Linked DNA regions of Homo sapiens: region 1 is linked to region 2. Evidence: chromatin contacts called from ENCODE Hi-C data. All regions are on one chromosome and are shown on one strand. Each heading gives the region's core, a stretch centred on a gene start or an enhancer-like site at or near the end of the contact. The rest is flanking DNA. Distances are from core to core; before and after follow the strand shown.

The links. A loop is a pair of places that touch in the nucleus more often than their neighbours do. Pooled maps may share reads with other maps.
Region 1: a pooled map shows a loop between it and region 2 (8-fold over the local background). The contact joins the promoter of CCL20 here to the enhancer-like site in region 2. A Hi-C loop is called at or near these places in 4 of 50 pooled maps.

The regions. Positions count from the first base shown.
Region 1 is chr2:227,812,246-227,815,229 of GRCh38, reverse strand. CCL20 (C-C motif chemokine ligand 20) reads right to left here and starts at 1,388. Exons shown (of 4, transcript NM_004591.3): 1 at 1,243-1,388. The coding sequence starts at 1,318.
Region 2 is chr2:224,926,832-224,929,856 of GRCh38, reverse strand. The region is part of intron 2 of DOCK10 (dedicator of cytokinesis 10); the gene reads left to right. Among named protein-coding and RNA genes, the nearest start is that of MIR4439, 82 kb to the left of the region's middle. Within about 2 kb of position 1,761, at least 14 of the 41 ENCODE cell types and tissues checked have a DNase peak (open chromatin) inside an H3K27ac peak, as active enhancers do.

The DNA.
Region 1 (2,984 bases), core at 139-2,638, 2.9 Mb before region 2:
AGAAGTTTTGGTTCAATAATAGAATTGAGAAACACAGGACTTCTCATAAGTGGGATATCTTCAGTAAGAAATACAAATTGACAATATTTCATTTCAGTTCACTATAATCATTCAAGAATATGAGCAGCCCCTTCCCTACTGCTTGAAGGAACCCTTATGTAGATAAACTTCCAAAAGCAGAAAATGAATAAATTGGCAGATTTTAATCTATTATCTGGCTACTAAGTATTGAGAAATAGAGCTACAAAGGGAAATATGATTTATAGGAGTGAAAACACTTTGAAATTGTCCTATTAATTAATAGGAATGTTTAATTTTGTTCATAAAAGTTCAACATGTGGTTGGGCATGGTGGCTCATGCCTGTAATCCCAGCACTTTGGGAGGCCAAGGAGGAAGGATTGCTTGCCTCCAGGAGTTCGAGACCAGCCTGGGCAACACAGTGAAACCCTGTCTCTACAAAAAAAAAAAAAATGTAAAAAAATTAGCCAGGTGAGTGGCACACGGCCGTGGTCCCTGTTATTCAAGAGGCTGAGACTGGAGGTTCACTTGACTCCAGGAGGTTGAGGCTGTAGTGAGCTGTAATCATGCCACTGCACTCTGGCCTGGGTGATGAAGTTAGACCCTGCCTCAGAAAAAAAAAAAAATTCAATGTGCATTTTTAGGAATGCACCTGTTGCTAAAAGTGTTGTGTGACTATTGAGCAATAAAGCAATACTTGGACATTCCCGAGTCAGATTACAACATGCTGTAAGGTAAGGGATTAATGTTATTTTAAAGTTGGCAAGCAATGTCCCCCATGCCTTGTGGGGATGTTGATGTCAGGTATTATAATCTACTTCTAAAGGATGAGTTTTGAACTTTACCAAAACTATTAAGTTGGGAGGTACGAAAGTTGGGGACACAGGAGGATTCTCTACATTTCAAAATGGCCCCATCTACTGGTAACATTACACACTTTATATCACTCCCAGAAACATCACTTTGGCTTTATCCTGAAGTTTAGGGATCTCTAAGAGCCCACCACTCCCCAAATCTGCTGAGATTGACAGCAGAGAGGAAAGCCTGATCCGCAGCAGTAACTCTTCTCTCCTCCACTCCACCATGGGCAGACAACTTCCATCACTACCTCTTGTATACTTCCTAACAGTTTTCCATCCCTTAGGGACCCCCAGTTGAGCTCAAGGCTAAAAGGAAAATGAAAATAGTCTTTCTTCTGTGCTAGCGGAAAGAGCGACACTTACCTTCTGATTCGCCGCAGAGGTGGAGTAGCAGCACTGACATCAAAGCAGCCAGGAGCAAACTCTTGGTACAGCACATGGTTTTTAGCTCAAAGAACAGATCTGCTCAGTGTTGAGTACCCAGTTCTTTGGGAGTGCTGTTATATTCTGACAGCAGCCTGGGATGGCCCTATTTATAGCAAATATTGGGAATGTACACAGAAGGCGTGTTGCCACATGGGGTTTTCCCCATTGATCAACTGGCCCCATCATGTCATCATAAAAAAAACCCGCAAGGAAAACTTCCTGCTTTTTCCTCATATTGGGAAGGTGCGAAGGTCAGGGTGGGGGACAGGAAGTTGAGAAGGGGAGAATCCTGTTAAATTCTTTGTATTTGCAAAGAGCAAAAGCAGCTCAGCCCTGTGACCCAGAAAAGACTTTCATCCAGTTTTAACTTAATCATTTTTGTGTCTGAAAATAGAGGATTAACAGCGATACAAAGGTCAGCCCCACACAGGAACATTCCAGAACTCCTATTGTTACACCCTATTTGCTTTCCAGAACCAGTCAAGGAGGAGGGGGAGGAGGAGCAGGTGGGATGCCAGGCATACTCTGCTACACATTTACCATCACATGGTTGAGGTTCAGCTGTCATGAAGAAGACCCTGAGTTGCTAGACTAACATTCAGAGCAGGTACTATAACAGTGCTACAGTACTGTCCGCAGTTAGAGTGGAAAATATCAGCCTTTAAGTAAGGCTCAAACCTCAGCTTCACCTTGATTTAATGTCAACTCTTCTAAGAATCTTATACATTCACATGGCTTTAATCAATATTGCAGTTCAGAAAATAATCCTTACCTACCTTTAACTCTCCATGATGATGTACTAATATAACTCAATATAGAGCCTCAGAATTGTTGAGGAAAGAAAACCTATCAGCAGTAGCTAGTCAGCACAGCAAATGTCAAATAACAGTACTAATGATGATAATGTAATATGAATCCCTAACCTAAGGCAGTATAAGAACTCTCCACTAGACCCAAATAGGTTGAAAGTAAAAGGATCAAAAGAAAGGTATACCAAACAGTAAACAAAAGAGAACTGGAGTTGGTGATGCCTATATCAGACAAAATAGATTTTTTTTTAATGTTACCGGAAATAAAAAGGGACTTTCATGGTAACACAAAATTAACCCATTGGGAAGATGTAAAACCTATAACCATATATATACCTAACAGTAGCACCCCAAACTACAGAAAGCAAAAACTGACAGAATTGAAGGGAAGAATAGGAAATTTTATTTTATTTTATTATTATAATTTCTTTTGAGACAGAATTTTGCTCTTGTTGCCCAGGCTGGAGTGCAGTGGCACCATCTCGGCTCACTACAACCTCCGCCTCCTGGGTTCAAGCGATTCGCCTGCCTCAGCCTCCTGAGTAGCTGGGACTACAGGCACGTGCCACCACGCCCAGCGAATTTTTGTATTTTTAGTAGAGACGTGGTTTCACCATGTTGCCCAGGCTGAACTCCTGACCTCATTACAGGCATGAGCCACCGTGCCCAGCAGAATAGGAAATTTAACAATAAAAGTTGACAGCTTTGGTACCACATTTTCACTAATTAATAAAATTTAGGCAGAAGATCCACAAGAAAATAGAAGACTTGAACAACACTATAAGCCAAATAGACTTAGCAGGCATCGAAGGACTACTCTATCCAACATCAACAGAATAGTTGCACATGGAATGTTCTCTAGGATAAAGC
Region 2 (3,025 bases), core at 512-3,011:
TAGTTATGTCCTTCAAAAATATGTCAAATGCTACTTCAAGGCCTCCCAGCTCAAAAAGAGAGTGGAGGATGCAGGTAGATGGGCTGTAAAGTTTTGGCATCTTCCCATGCTCATTTAAATTGAGGAGTGTCTCTGATTACTCCTTGATCTTTATCATTCTTGGCAGCGTAACAGACAATACAAGAATAACTCTTTGTTTTTCCAGTGTGAACATTCCAATAAATACACTGAACTATTTTATTCCATGGCTGCTTAAAACCCTTCTGTGGCTCCCCCACTGCCTTCAAAATGAAGTGCAATCACCTCGGCATGACCCAATGCCTGCTTCGAGATGTGGTCCTTGCCCATTTCTCAAAGCCATAGCCTACCCTCTCCCACCCCATCCCGGCCCATCATACACCGTCACCCTCATTCCCAACTGGGGTAAAAGATCAGCACAGTTCCAAACATACTATTCTATAACACACCCCAAACCATTTCCTTCCTTTATTCATTCAGCAAATACATGATGTATAATACTGAATACTGGGCATTATTTGATGAATGGAGACAGGAGTGATTAGACAGAAATCACCTGGGGTTCTAAGGGAGCTTACCTTTTGGTGGGTTTACTTATTAAAGATTTACTTATTCCAAACAAAAAGGTAAACCAATTAATTTACCAGATAATTCAGATAAAGACCAATTCTATGAGGAAAATAAAACTAGGCAGAATCTGATGATAGAATCTGAGTAGGGTAAGAGCTGTGTTGGTCTAGGTGACCAGGGACAAGCCTCTCTAAGAAGGCGACATTTAAGCTGAGTTCTGAGTTCTCAAGAAGGATCAGCCATGCTGGGGAAAGCATGTTTCAGGCTAAAGGGGTAGCTGGTGCAAAGGCCCTGAAGAGCTCCAAGATTGGAGATTGGTATGGCTGGACAGGATAAGGCGTTTGCATCTTATTCTAACTATAGGCAAGGGCAAGTCACAGGAGTGTTTCAAGAAGGAAAACAAATGACTGAGTGTGGATTCCTAAATATTAAAAGTTCATCTGGGCTCTGTGTGGAAAACACAAAACAAGGCCTAGACAAAGTGGGGAGTGTGATCCAAAGAATCATTTCCAATTAATCTCTGCCCAAGAGATTTTCAATGCTACCTAATCCTTACTATCAGCAAATGTCACATCCTCCAAATGGCTAAATTTTAATTTGCATTAAGCAACTGACAAACAAAAGGATAGTGTTAGATATTATCTCTACATAAAATTGCCTATTTTTGAATAATAGTGGAGATTGTTCCTCATTTTAACTGCTCTACAGAGTACAGCTTGGCAAACTGTCGCCCATGGGTGACCTGCTGCCTATTTTTTATGTCCCATGAGCTAAGAATGGTTTTTATGGTTGTTAAAATAGCTTAGGGAAAAAAAGATGATATTTCAAAACACATTAAAATTATCTGAAATTCAAATTCTGATACCCATAAAGAAAGTTTTATTGAACACGGACACCATTCCTTGACCTCTTGTCAGTGGCTGCTTTCATGATGTAAAGGCAGGGTTGCAACAGAGTTGCAGTAGAAGCAACAGAGACATTCAGCCGGAAAAGATTTATTCTTTGACGCTTTACAGAAAAAGTTGGCTGACATAGAGTACAACTGCATGCATTTTTGGTTTTTATCCTCACACTCTTTGTGGAATATAGGCGTGTCTGTAAATCTCTGATGTTACCTGCTTCACCCACAGCCTATGTCACATTTTAGGGACGTGGCGCACCAACAGGAAGTGTCCATGCAGTCAGCAAGCATGTCATTTCATCAGCTCTCCCTTCAGCAGTGGGTGAGGCTCCTCTGGGGTGTGTGGAGTCAATCTCCACGGAGTCAATGTGAAGTGGTCATAGAATGACCACCCCAATCCCAAGGCATTGAGGGATGGAAGGAGAGGGGCCGCTCCAAGCTTCCCACCCCCACCTCTAAATGTCTTTCATCCAGTTTCTGCCCTGCAGATTGGAGAATCCAGCTCACTTGTATGTTTCCACGTTACCAAGCACCCACACTTGCAGCACACATGATTCATTACTCGGTTTGTTTAATCAATATTTATTCAGCACCCACGAGCTGCTGAATATAGAACAGCACTTCCTAGACTAGTGAGACTGACAAGAAAAGCAAAAGCCCTGTGTTTAAGGAGCTCATGCCCTTTTATGGATGAAAAAGCAAGTTGATTTAGAATGCTTATGGTTAAGAAATACCGAGAATCAGAGACTTCGTCTGGTATCTGGTACACGAGAAAGATTACTTTTCACCAAGGCAGTATTCTTATATTGTGACTGTATATATTAAAAGTTTTTCTCTATTCACTCTGCTGTCCCAAGCCACAAATACCCTCATTTGCCTGGACCATACCTCCCCTCCAAGAAGTGGTTTTGTAACTGGTCCTCCTGCTTTCTTCTTTGCTCCGCTTTGATTCGTTCACACACAGTACTCAATGGAAGCTGTTAGGAACACAAATTAGATAACGCCATGCCTCTGGTTAAAACTTCTCAGTGGCTTCCCATTGCCTTAAGAGTCAAATCCAGCTCCTCCCATAACCCCTGTCATCTGGTTCCCCATGTTCTCTGAGCTCTCATCTAGCCTACTTTCCTCAGTCACTGCACAGACATCAAGCATTCTTTCTGTTCCCCCAACTTGCCAAGCTCATCCTCTCGGTAGGGCCTTTACACTCTCTGTATAGCTGGTTCCTATTTTTCAGTCACAACTCAGTTTAAATGTCACCTCTACAAAGAAGCATCCCTGACTTCCAAGCTACATTGCCCTCACACCCAGTTACTTTATAACATGACCCCACCTGCTTCTCTTGATAACACTTATCACCACTGGGAAATATCTTGGTTTGCTTTTTCACTCCTCTGTCACTTGTTTCTCACTGTTAGACAGTAGCCTCTAGCAGGACAGAGACTTCTTCTGTCTTGATTGTTGAAAGATTTTCAGCAGCTAAAGCAGAACTTGGCACAAAGCAGATGGAAAATAAATATTTATTTCATGAATTATCTT